2 separate regions of the Homo sapiens genome follow, and region 1 is linked to region 2. Evidence: chromatin contacts called from ENCODE Hi-C or POLR2A ChIA-PET data. All regions are on one chromosome and are shown on one strand. The core of a region is the stretch at or near the end of the contact, and the rest is flanking DNA. Distances in the headings are between cores, read along the strand shown. Region 1 overlaps MAP4K3-DT (MAP4K3 divergent transcript). Region 2 overlaps MAP4K3-DT (MAP4K3 divergent transcript).

Region 1 (6,483 bases), core at 3,615-6,114, 53 kb after region 2:
TTGTCTCTCTTACTAATTCCGTCACCTGGAACAAGGCACCTAGTCTATTTGGAATTCAGTTTCTGCAACACCACCTTTTTATGTTTACATCTGTAAAGATGTCCACACTATATTGTTAGGCAGAAGAAGCAGGTGATAAATAATTCATTTATGCATTACTCCACTTTGCTACAGTAATCATGACCCCCCCAGGTCTCAGTGGCTTATAATAATAATGTATTTCTCTTTCATATATATATATATATATTCCTCTTTTATACATATGTTAATGGCTGCAGTAATCTGCATTTCAGCTCCTTGTGTCTGCTTATTCTGGGACCCAAGTTGAGGAAGCTGTCTCCTACTCACAGCAGAGGGAAAGAGCAAGAGAACTCAGAGAAACACACAATGGCTCTTTAAACTTCTGGTCTGTCGTGGTGTATGTGATGTCCACTAAAAGCCATTGGCCAAGGCAAGCAGCATGTTGGCCATAATGATAGAGCAGGGATATATGTTCTTCCCACAGAAGGCACTCCAAGTCATTTGGCAGCTGAAGGTTTCATTAATTCTCCTGTAGGAGAGGGGAGCAAATAGTTGGCAATGATAACATATCAAAATATATTTACCTGTCAATCTAGATATGCATAGAAAACAGTCTGAAATGTTATCTATGAAAATATTCTTAGGCAAAAAGATTTGAAAACATATGTTCACACAAAATCTTGTACATGAATGTTCATTGCAGTGTTACTCATATTAGCCCCCAATTGGAAACAACTCAAATGTTCAACAAATGACAAATGGATAAATAGAATGTGGTGTGTCCATACAATGGCATGTTGTTCAGGCATAAAACGGAATGAAGAACTGTTACATGCTACAATATGGATGAGCCTTGAAAACACTGAAAGAGGTGAAACCCTCTTTAAATGAAAGAGCTAAGTGAAAGAGGCCAGACACAAAAGACCACATATAGTATGACTTTATTTTTATGAAATGTCCAGAATAGGCAAATCCACAAGGACAGAAAAGTAGGATGGGTGCGGTAGCTCATGCCTTTAATCCCAGCACTTTGGGAGGCTGAGGCAGGCGGATCACTTGAGGCCAGGAGTTTGAGACCAGCCTGGCCAACATGGTGAAACCCTGTCTCTACTTAAAAAAAAAAAAAAAAATAGCTGGGCATGGTGGTGTGTGCCTGTAGTCTCAGCTACTCTGGAGTCTAAGGCAGGAGAATCACTTGAACCTAGGAGGTGGAGGTTGCAGTGAGCCAAGATCATGCCACTGCACTGCAGCCTGGGCAACAGAGTGAGACTCTATCTCAAAAAAAAAAAAAAAAAGGAAAAAAAAAGGTAGATTAGTGTTTGCCAGGGACTCAGGGGATGGGATGGGAAGTTATTGCTAATAGGTAGGGGGGTTTCTTTGGAGTGATGAAAAATTTCTGGAACTAGATAATGGTGATAGTCACACAGCCTTGTGAATATACTAAAACCCCCAAATTGCACACTTTAAAACAGTGAATTTTATGGTATGTGACCTATATCTCAATTAAGAAAATTCTCAGAAGTTGTTGGATATGGGATTGTAGATAATTTTCACTTCTTGTATATGTTCTTATGCTGCCTGCATTTTTATGATGAGCTAGTATTATCTTCTTATTCAGAGGAAAGAATGAAGATATTCTAATTGGGAAAGACACAACAATATTAGTTATACAAAATAAAGTTCCCTTGCACATTCATTAGGATGCAATCCATATGCCTTAATCTCAAGTACTTGCAAGTTAAAATTTTGAACCATCCTTGAGTTAAGCACTTAAAAAATCATCGCTTTTCTCTATAATTAACCTGGAGAAGTGCAATAGCAATGATAAAAATATCTGAAATCAGGAAAATGTGAAAATGAGATCAGTAAAGGGTATTTGTGGTTGACACCAATCTATCTCATAGGGAAAAATGGTTTTCCAGAGTCAGAGTCAGAATCAGTCAGTAGCACAACAACCTCCATATTCTTTTTTCTTCCCATGGGGAAAAGTCAAAACCACAGCTTCATCTCTTAGTTCTACCATCAGAAAAATTATGAACTTAAGTCTTTTGGCCAAGGGTCCCCTTTCAATTTTGAGTGAACATGAGAACTAATATTCTAGTCAGGAAACGTGTTTTTCAGTTCTGGATTGTGGGTGGAAGTAAAAGACAGAGGGATGGGTGTAAGGTGGTCCAGGAGAAGTGAGATGAAGACCCAGGCCAGAGTGTCAAGTTGACATCAGAGTGTGGGATGTATTTGTGTGGGTAGTAGGGACTGATGAGTCTGAGAGGGTTAGAGTTCAGACATTTAGACCAAACTGAAGGCTGCAGACGCAACCCAAGCATCTAGCCTACCCACCCAGCCGGGATTCCTTCCTTCCAGGATGCCCCTGGATTCAAAGTTGATTGGAGGATCAGTGGTGAGTGTCTTTTCCATAGTTCTTGGTAAGCAAATTGGTTTTTTTTTTTTTTTTTGGTGGAGTCGGGCTCTGTTGCCCAGGCTGGAGTGCAGTGGGGTGATCTTGGCTCACTGCAACCTGCACTTCCCGGGTAGCTGGGATTACAGGTGTATGCCACCACACCTGGCTAATTTTTGTATTTTTAGTGGAGATGGGGCTTCACTATGTTGGCCAGGGTGGTCTTCAACTCCTGACCTCAAGTGATCGGTCCCCCTCAGCCTCCCAAAGTGCTGGGATTATAGGCGTGAGCCACCACGCACCAGACCTCAGCAATGTTAAAGGAGGTGAGTAAACAATAATGAAAGAGCTGTTAGAAGTCCAACAGCTCTATAGGCATGAAATATATCCTACTAAACAGGCAAAGCCTCTGCCTGCAAGAGATTTAGAGTAAAATATGGCAGATGTGAGAGACCAACATGCAATCAGCAGAAAATTGATACTTAGAAGAGTTGTACAGAGGTATAGGTGGGTGCAAGCACATATGTCTAGAAAGGCCACAGTTCAGGTTCTTTACAAATAGCACATCGTAATGTAATTGTCCCACACATTGCGGTTAGTCACAGTTTTGATCTGAAAGGTCAAATGGAACTAAAAAACAAAAACAAAACCAAGCCCGTGACCTAACACAATTCTGTTAAATGTTCTTTGACCAGGAGCATTCATACACGATGCAGTGATGTAGCCTATTACTCACAATTTATTCTTTGAACAAGGAGAGGGCAGAGAACTTGTCCTCCCTTACAACCTTGGCAGGAAAACACTAAGTCGTGCTATGCTCTTCTTAAAGTGACTTCCTGAAGAATAAAACCAAATCCAAAAACAGCACTGTGGCTCAGGCCATTTTTGTCTGGCATTACCCATATAATATTATGCTAATTCTAATCTGCAACACAGATTACATTAGCAAGATGTAGCAAGAAGCAATCAATGTTTATAAAGTGTGTTTTCTTTTTAGCCCCACCTGACACTGTGCCCCAGAGGTTGCATAAACCTGTAGGTCGAACATTAGAGATGGTTTAATATGCTGCCGGAATGCTGAAGCTCTGCATTATAGTGCTATTGTTAAGCCCAGATATTATGCAATGGCTCCCATAATTTTCCCGTACCTCATAAAGTGACTTTGTAAATATGCTTAACATTTTTTTGACCATCCCAAAGTGTATCCAGATAATAATGTGAATGCATTCCTTGTTTCACATCTAAGGTACAAATCTTTCGATTTTTTTTCTTACAGTTTAATTTTCACTGTGGTAAAGAACATATAACATGAAATTTACCACCTTAACCATTTTCATGTGAAGTCTTTAGATTTTAAAGCTAATCTGGGAAAGGGCAACTTTCACAGCTGAGGGAGTACATGCTGGTTTTATTCAAGCACTTTAAACTGTGCCTGAAACATAGTAGGCTCTCAACAAATGTATATTTTTAAATGACTGAACGAATAAAACACAATTAGGGTATACAGTGTAAAAATTCCCTGCATACTCCACCCTCACAGTAGGACAGGTTGTATGAACCAATCACCCTTTTTCTGACTTCTTTGGTAATGAATGACTCATGAGGCTTAAGTAAACTGTGTGTTTTGTGACCACAGATCAGAATTTTGTGTGCATGAAGCTAATTGGCACAAAAGTATCAAATCTGTGATTTCTAAGAGCATTTAGTACCTGCCAGATACACTTGATTAAATGGGATTGTGCTTCTTTAATCATCAGCCACTCCTCAATTCTTGTGTAATCAAACCAACCTCAAAGTGTGGGATGCTGGGACTAATATGGAGGACAGGGAAGGGGACAGGGCAGAGTCTGAGAAGGCGGGCTAGCATCAGAGAGCAGAGAGGTAGACTGAGCAGAAGGTCTCAGTTAACATGGAAACATCTCAGACAGTAGCTTTCTGTTAGAACTGCCTGAGAAGCTGTAAAAACTACCTTATTCCTGAGCCTTTTTCCAGATCAATTAAATTAAAATCTCTTGGGTGGTGGGAAGTAGCGGAGTCAAAACACAGGTATTTTAAATGCTCTATCAGGCGATTCTGAAGCGTGACCTTGATCAAGAACCCTGTTCTGGGTTGTTCAGTTAGTTCTTTATTTGAATAGAGTGAGATGGATTCAACCTGTGAAAACCAATTCAGTGGATAACAGTGGTTTCCAAACTTCTCTACACATTGGAACCATCTGGGGAGCTTCAAAAGCCACCTATGCCTGGGCCCCACCCCAGAGACTGCAATTAAGTGGGTCTGGGGTGTAGCCTGGGCTACAGAATTTTAAAAACATCCCTAGATGATTCTAGTATATAGACAGGAAAGGATAAGGTAAACATGATGCATGATGGATGCACTGGATAACAATAAGTTAACTTAAGCATACCATGAGAATGACCCTACGGTCTAAGAAGAATGTGTGTTAGGAGTTCCGAGCTCAGGAATCCGGAAGTGACCAACCTGGCGATTCATTCCTTATATATGAGGAACATCTGAACCCCCAGGCCATACAGGGGATTATTGAGGCCCTTTGTTTTTGGTTAAATGAAGGTTGCCAAGTGGAGGTTACTAAGGAAAAAGTGCTAAGTGAAAACGCGACACAAGCTGCATGCTTTTTACAAACAGTAGCAGTTCTCCTGTTCAGCCTGCTACCATTGGACCACCCCGTATGTAAGTCCCCTCAATAAACCCTCTGTCTTGTTCACTGGCTCTAGGTCTAACTCACTGGCCTCTCATACATGGTACTGTCCCTTTTGAAGTCAGTAGGGGTCGGGGATGACACATGGTTAGAAATGCAGGATCTTTAGCTCCATCCTAGGTTTACTAAACCAGAACCTGCTTTAAAAATCCTTGTGGTGGTAAAATACCCATACCAAAGTTTACCATCTTAACCATTTTAAGTATATAGTTCACTATTGTTAAGCACATTCACATTATTGTGCAACCAATCTCCAGAACACTTTTCATGTTGCAAAAGTGAAACTCTATACCCACTAAACAACATGTCCCTTTCCCTGCAGATCCTGGCAACCACCGTTCTACTTTGTCTTTATAAATCTGACTATTCCAGGTACCTATGTAAGTGAAATAATACAGTATTTGTCTTTTTGTGGCTGGCTTATTCCACTTAGCACAATATCCTCAAGGTTCATCCATGTTGTAACATGTGTCAGAATTTCTGTCCTTTTAAAGACGGAATTATATTCCATTGTATGTATATACAACAGTTTGTTTATCCCTTCACCTATTGATGTGCATTTGGGTTGCTTCCACCTCTTGGCTATTGTGAATAGTGCTGCAATAAACATGGGTATTATATCTCTTTAAGACCCTGCTTTCAATTTTTGTGTATACCCAGAAATGGAATTAAGGAATCATATGGTAATTCTATGTTTAATTTTTTGAGGAACTACCACTCTGTTTTCGATAGCAACTACACTATTTTACATTCCCATCAATAGTACACAAGGGTTCCAACTTCTCTGCATGCTCATCAACACTTCTTATTTTCTGTTAAAACAATTTTTTAAAATAGTAGCCGCCCTGCACTTTAACCAGTTCTCCAGGTGGTCATATTTGGTTGAAGTTGGGAAGCTGCTTTACAGCCCAGGCTGGTTTTCTGGCTGGCACAATGCCTCCCTCACTGCACATTCTCCCATATTTAATAGCACTGATTATGGCATTGCCTTCCCAATGTTTGTTTGGCTTTTTATTTTTACATAAATAACCACTATGACTTGAGCCTGCTCAATCTCCATTCTTTGCACTTGGGCTCAGATCTAGTGGGTTGATTTTAATCACAGCTGAGTGATGTGAGTAATTTGCCCACACATTGGGAAAGCTGAGTTCTGCTTCTGAGGTCCGAGCTGGTCCAGTCTCTACAAAGAGACGATAAAAAGGAACAGTTCAAGTAGCACAAAATAACGAAAAGGAAGCCCAACCTTTACAGTTGCAAAACAATTTTAAAAGGAATCAAGACTGGAATGCCTAGCAACATTTCTTGAAACCCCTTCCTTCTCTCCAAATCTCTCCAATCAAATCTCTCC
Region 2 (6,225 bases), core at 2,040-4,539:
GATTAATATGTATCAGTTTACAGTTAATTTTAGGAAAACTTAAATTTTATAAATTGCCAAGAAATCACCCATGAAAAACTAATTTTCACTTAGCGGTTTAATTTTTTAACATTAGGATTTTTAAGTTTCGCTAGTCTTATCATCTGGGACACTGGAATTTTGTCTTGTTGGAATTGCTGATTAAACAAAATAATTCTTCAAAAGTGCTTAGCACAATGTTAGGTAAATAGTAAGCACTAAGTAAACATTGGCTTTATTATTATTAGGTGGTCCTATACTATGATTCCTCCTATTTATATCACGTGTGTCTTGCTGCATATTTAAGGACGCTCCCATCTATATGTTTGGACTAGTGCAATAGTAAAGCTGCCAGCTCAGGTGAAGAAAACCATTTAAAAATTTAAAGTTAAGCACATGATGGAAAATTCTTGAATATGTGGTGAGTTAGGTATAAAAAATATAGGGGGATTGTATTGTTGAATACAAAAAAGCCATTAGACTATTTTAAGAATGCTCTCTTCTGTCATTAGGGCTTGGTTATGAATAGTATATCACATGCATGAAAGGAGGTGGTGGCTAGTTTCATTTCCCTAAAACATGTTTCAATGGTAAATTAGAGGCAGCTGTGGTTTACTGACGCATAAACCCAGTGAGGTCTATGATAACTAGTATATATTTACAGTTTGACTCATGGTGCCTGTCAGGCTTTAATCATAGGGGAAGAAGTGATAGTACTTAGACTTCACTGTTTAATCTTCCGTTCATTTGTTTTCCAAGTTTGTTTCAGTCTGTGGGCAGGTTCCCTTTTGATTGCAACATGCAGTCCCTATTTCTGCAGTTTATCTTCATTTGCCATTTTGAGAGGGCTATGAAAGTCCTATGATAAGCTCCTTGTTCTCCAAATCCATGCATATAAGTCTCATCGAGTTGGATGCATTCTAAAGACATTTTGAAATCACATCAACACTTTCAGATCAGCAAGTTATTTCTTAATAAATTACTGTCTTAATGTTAGATGCTATTTTAAAAACACGAAAGAGAGCAGTTTCCAAATATGTGTTACTACTTCCAGGGAATTGTAAACTGGAGTGTTTAATTAAAAGAAGGCCCTAAATTTTTATTATGCTGTCACTGGATATTTGAATAACTAGCTGTAAATGAGTTCTAGTTGTACAAAAGTGATTTTCTAAATCCAGTTGTCCCTATTTCAAAATATAGTTCTAGTTCCTGGGTGAAACTGAAAATGAAATGGCCATGTCTTTATAACTAAAACAAATTAGAGGGTTGCAGCAATAAAATGAACCCACAGAGGGGAAAAAAACCCTTTGAATCAGGTTTTTATTTTCTTCTCCTGAACTGATTGGGTAATTTACTCAACTAATTTTGTCTAGTCATTAGGAAGTTAATACTCCATTCTATAATTTCCTTCCACTCAAGTGAGCAATACTGGTGCATATAATTTGGATTAAGAACATTCCTCTACTCTTACAAATATTTGGATATATGCCTTGAATATGCTTCCTCATTTAGGCCACAGAAATTTATTCAAAGACAAATCAATCAAAGATAATAACATTAACTACTATTTATTAAGCATCTCCTTCATGACAAGACTTTTTCCCATATTGAGATATAATTGACAATTGAAAATTGTACATATTTAAAGTGTACAACATGATGATTTGATATGCATATATATCCATGCATATATATCCATATCCATATCCATGCATATATATGGATATATATGCATATATATGCATATCAAATCATGTCGTACACTTTAAATATGTACATATTTCAATTATGCATATATATGCATATATCCATATCAAATCATATATATATAATATGCATATATATCATATACATATCCATCACCTCACATAGTTACCATTTTCTTTTGTTCTCTCTCTCTTTCTTCCTTCCTTTCTTTCCCTTCTTTTTTATTTTTTGGTGGTGAGAACACTTAAGATCCACCCTCTTAGCAAATTTCAAGTATATAATATAGTGTTGCTAATTGTAGTCACATCGTTGTAGAATACATCTCCAGAATTCATTCATTTGGATAACTGAAACTCTGTAACCCTTTTCCAATATCTCCCCATTCCTCTATCCCTCCAGCTCATGGCAACCAACATTCCACTCTCTGCTGTTCTAAGTTTGACTACTTTAGTTTTTACATATAAGTGAAATCAACACAGTATTTGTTTTTCTGTGTCTCGCTTAGTTTACTTAGCTTAATGTTCTTCAGGTTCATTCATGTTGTAAATGACAGGATTTCCTTTTGTTTTGAAGGCTGCATAATATTCTGTTGTATATGTATACCATATTTTCTTCATCCATTCATCTGTTGATGGACATTTAGGTTGTTTTCATATCTTGGCTATCATGAATAATGCTGCAATGAACGTAAGAGTAGAGATATCTCTTAGAAATCCTGATTTTCCTTTTTTTTTTCAGACAGTCTTGTCACCCAGGCTGAAGTGCAGTGGCATGATCTCGGCTCACTGCAACCTCCGCTTCTTGGGTTCAAGTGATTCTCCTGCCTCAACCTCTGGAGTAACTGGGATTATAGGCATATGTCACCATGCCCGGCTAATTTTCTTATTTTTAATAGAGATGGGGTTTCATCATGTTGGCCAGGCTGGTCTGGAACTCCTGACCTCAGGTGATCTGCCCGCCTCGGCCTCCCACAGTGCTGGGATTACAGGTGTGAGCCACCGTGCCTGGCCTATTTGATCATCTTTTACAGCTTAGGGAATTAAGGTTTAGATGTGGCACAGGACAGAAACATACTTTGAAGATAGGTCTGTTTGACTTCAAAACCTGTGCTCTTTGCCAGGTGCAGTGGCTCACGCCTGTAATCACAGCACTTTGCAAGGCCAAGGCAGGAGGATCACTTGAGGTCAGGAGTTTGAGACCAGCCTGGCCAATATGGCAAAACCCTGTTTCTATTAAAAATGCAAATATTAGCCAGTCATGGTGGTGTGCTCCTGTAATCCCAGCTACTTGGGAGGCTGAGGCACGAGAATCACCTGAATCCCGGAGGTGGAGGTTGCAGTGAGCTGAGATCGTGCCACTGCACTCCAGCCTGGGTGACAGAGTGATAGTCTATCTCAAAAAAAAAAAAAAAAACAAAAAACAAAAAACCCCCACAAAACCCACAAAACCAAACCAAAAAACCTGTGCTCCTTACTGTGCTCTCCTGCCTCTCAGTGCGAGATAAACAGAGTGGGCAAAATAGCCTATGATGTCATCATCCGCAAGGCCTGTTGCTACTGTGTGATGCCTGCTCCCTAGATGACCTCCTGGGGGGGTGAAGCGAGAGGAAATCTGGCACCAAGCTGGTTGAGGGGCAGAGCGAGAATGTCTGGGCTTCCCCCACCCAGCTTGGAATGTGAGTGATGCAAATCATCTCATCGAAGGCTCAACTGCAGCCAGGAGACTCCTCCAGTGATGATGAGAGTGTACAAATGAAGTGCAGGAGCGGGGGAGCCTTCACACACCTCCAGCCCTTCCTGCTTCTTGAAATACTCATATCCTCTGGCAGAGACTAGCTACAGAAATCCATGTCCACTTACTCACAGCCTGAAAGAAACCCACACAGTGGACCAGGAAGGTTGTTGCATGGTAATTAGAGCTACTATTGAATTTCTATTGTGCATCTTCTCAATTAGGCACAATTACCACATATAAGAAATGAGGAAATTAAGACTCAGAGGAATTAGGTGAATTGCCCAAGGTTATTACATAGCTTATACCTGGCCAACCAGGGTTTAAACATTGTTCTATATCCTAATCCAAGACCCATGTTCCTCTCACTACTCAGGTTTATTTCTTTCGCACAGGGATATTACAAAGTCATTATATTTCCTGATTATATTTTTGCTGCTGCTGTATGACCATCTCGTTTCTTGTCACTGACTTTATCCAAAAGCAAGAACATGGTATGGAATTTTGGGGGAAGCAGTTGAAATGAAGTGTTGGAATTTCAGAGCTTGCATTACTGGATTATGTGTGGATTGTTGTTTGTACTGCCTCTTTCTTCCTCCTGCTACCTCATATAGGTGCTTGATATCTGATTATTACAGTCTTTTTAGGGGTTCTTGAACATACTCACTTGTAGAAAAGTGCTGGTTAAAATCATAACAGGCAGACATTTGGGTTCTTATAGCCTTGCAATAAATGGAAGGAAGTAACTTTTGGGCTTATGAAAATGTATACTGCAAGGTTTTTCTTTCTTTCTTTCTTTCTTTCTTTCTTTCTTTCTTTCTTTCTTTCTTTCTTTCTTTTTCTTCCTTCCTTCCTTCTTCCTTCCTTCCTTTCTTCCTTTCTTCCTTCCTTCCTTCCTTTCTTCCTTTCTTCCCTTCTTTCTTTCTTTCTTGAGACAGGGTCTCGCTCCATCACCCAGGCTGGAGTGCTCACTGCAAGGATCCTCCTGCCTCAGCCTCCCAAGTAGCTAGGACTACAGGCATAGCCACCATGCCTGGCTAACTTTTCTTATTTTTTGTTTTATGTAGAGACAGTATCTTGCTGTGTTGCCTAGGCTGGTCTCAAACTCCTGGCTTCAAGGGATGCCCCCACCTTGGTCTTCCAAAATTCTGAGATTATAGGCACGACCCACCATGCCCAGTGGTTTTCTTAAAGTTCTCTGCAAGGTGTAGATAGTTTCATGAGTAAGATGATTAGTCAGTACAGTAGCAACATTAGGTAATTGGTTTTGCCATTTCGAGCTTGTAGCAAATTATCCATTCTTATATGACAAAGCCTATGGGACAACTGGAGGACTTGAACTGTTTCTCTTCAGTGCCCGTAAAGAAGGGACTGAAGCTTCATAAATCTAGTCCTTCACTCTCCTAGCTCTGATCCTGTCCTTTCTGTAAGTAATGATCATATTGCCTTCAGTAGGTGTTTGTCAAGTCTGTATTTTGTTTTAGAGACAGGAGCTCGCTTTGCTGCCCAGGCTGGACTCGAACTCCTGGGCTCACTTTATCCTCCTGCCTCAGCCTCTCTGAGTAGCTGGGACTACAAGCACTGCCATGGAGACCAATTTGTCAAGCATTTTAATACCATCTCATCACTGTAATGATCAACACATGTGATCTAAAAATCTTTTACATGGCAGTGGAAAGGGCTTGAGCCATCTCCGTATTAAAACCCAGGTGGTATCCTCATCCTTTAATCTTGAAATGTTGAAAGAGTTGATTAGCTGTCCTTGCTAGCTATCTCTAGGAAGGATAGCTAATAACTGTTTTGCTTTTGCTTTTGTGTGTGTGTGTGTATATATATTTATATGTATATATGTGTGTATATATATACAAAAGCAAAAGCAAGACAGTATTTGAAATTTGAAGACATTGATTCTCATAACCAGTCTATTTCAGGATTAAATCACATAACCACCAATCTCTGCCAACCCACTTTCCAGTAACCACCCCACCTCCAATTTCCTGTAAATAGCAAACACTCTGTAGTATTTCATCTACAGGGAGCACTGTTGAGTAGCTGGAGTAGTAACAGTATTTGCTTATTTTTTTACTTGAGAAGGCTTTTTGTTTGTTTTGAGATTGGTGTGTGTTGGGGGGGTCTCACTATGTTGCCCAAGCTGGATTTGAACCTCTGAGCTCAAACCTCCTGCCTCAGCCTCTTGAGTAACTGGGACTACAGATGCGTCACCACGTCTGGCTACTTGAGAAGTTTTACAATTTTTATGTTTTAAAAGCAGGAAAAGAAAAAAATCTAGGACTTGTCTCTGTCATAACATCATCCATAAAAAGTGATTTTAAGATGAAGATTTCTCCTAGAGAGATACAAGCTGGTGGATCTAGCATTCAGCTCTCACTTTCATTCAATATAGTTGTCATTTTAGACCCAAGCTTTCCCTAGAGATAGTGATTCCACCAGGGGAAGCAATATGTGAAGTTATTGCAAGAAACTTTTTGTGTGAAATTGTGACTGCTGCCAGAGATGTCATATGTTTTAGTTAACTTTCTTCCCAGGAACCAAGAAAATTTCCCAAGCCCCAGATAAATACAGCTGGAATGCTATTCAGAAGTCAGTAGCATGGGGCTGAAGAGAGAGACTGAATTTTACACACTCCATTTGTTTCTGGTTGAGATAAACCCTCTGTTCTATTTTGCTTACGGTAAAAATCCAATTCACTTTGAAAGTTGTAAAGCCCAAAGAACTCAAACAAATTTACAAGAAACAAACAACCCCATC

The links. A loop is a pair of places that touch in the nucleus more often than their neighbours do. ChIA-PET counts read pairs that join two places held with the same protein, here RNA polymerase II (POLR2A). Pooled maps may share reads with other maps.
Region 1: a map of PC-9 shows a loop between it and region 2 (11-fold over the local background). The contact joins two enhancer-like sites. A Hi-C loop is called at or near these places in 2 of 168 maps with a recorded cell type or tissue (HepG2 and PC-9), 1 of 37 single-sample maps with no recorded cell type and 9 of 50 pooled maps. POLR2A ChIA-PET finds 5 or more read pairs at or near these places in 5 of 52 experiments (GM12878, H1, HepG2 and 2 more).

Annotation. Positions count from the first base shown.
Region 1 is chr2:39,543,112-39,549,594 of GRCh38, forward strand. All of the region lies in intron 5 of MAP4K3-DT (MAP4K3 divergent transcript), which reads left to right. Among named protein-coding and RNA genes, the nearest start is that of MAP4K3-DT, 110 kb to the left of the region's middle. Within about 2 kb of position 4,865, at least 3 of the 41 ENCODE cell types and tissues checked have a DNase peak (open chromatin) inside an H3K27ac peak, as active enhancers do.
Region 2 is chr2:39,491,647-39,497,871 of GRCh38, forward strand. The region is part of intron 3 of MAP4K3-DT (MAP4K3 divergent transcript); the gene reads left to right. Among named protein-coding and RNA genes, the nearest start is that of MAP4K3-DT, 57 kb to the left of the region's middle. Within about 2 kb of position 3,290, at least 6 of the 41 ENCODE cell types and tissues checked have a DNase peak (open chromatin) inside an H3K27ac peak, as active enhancers do.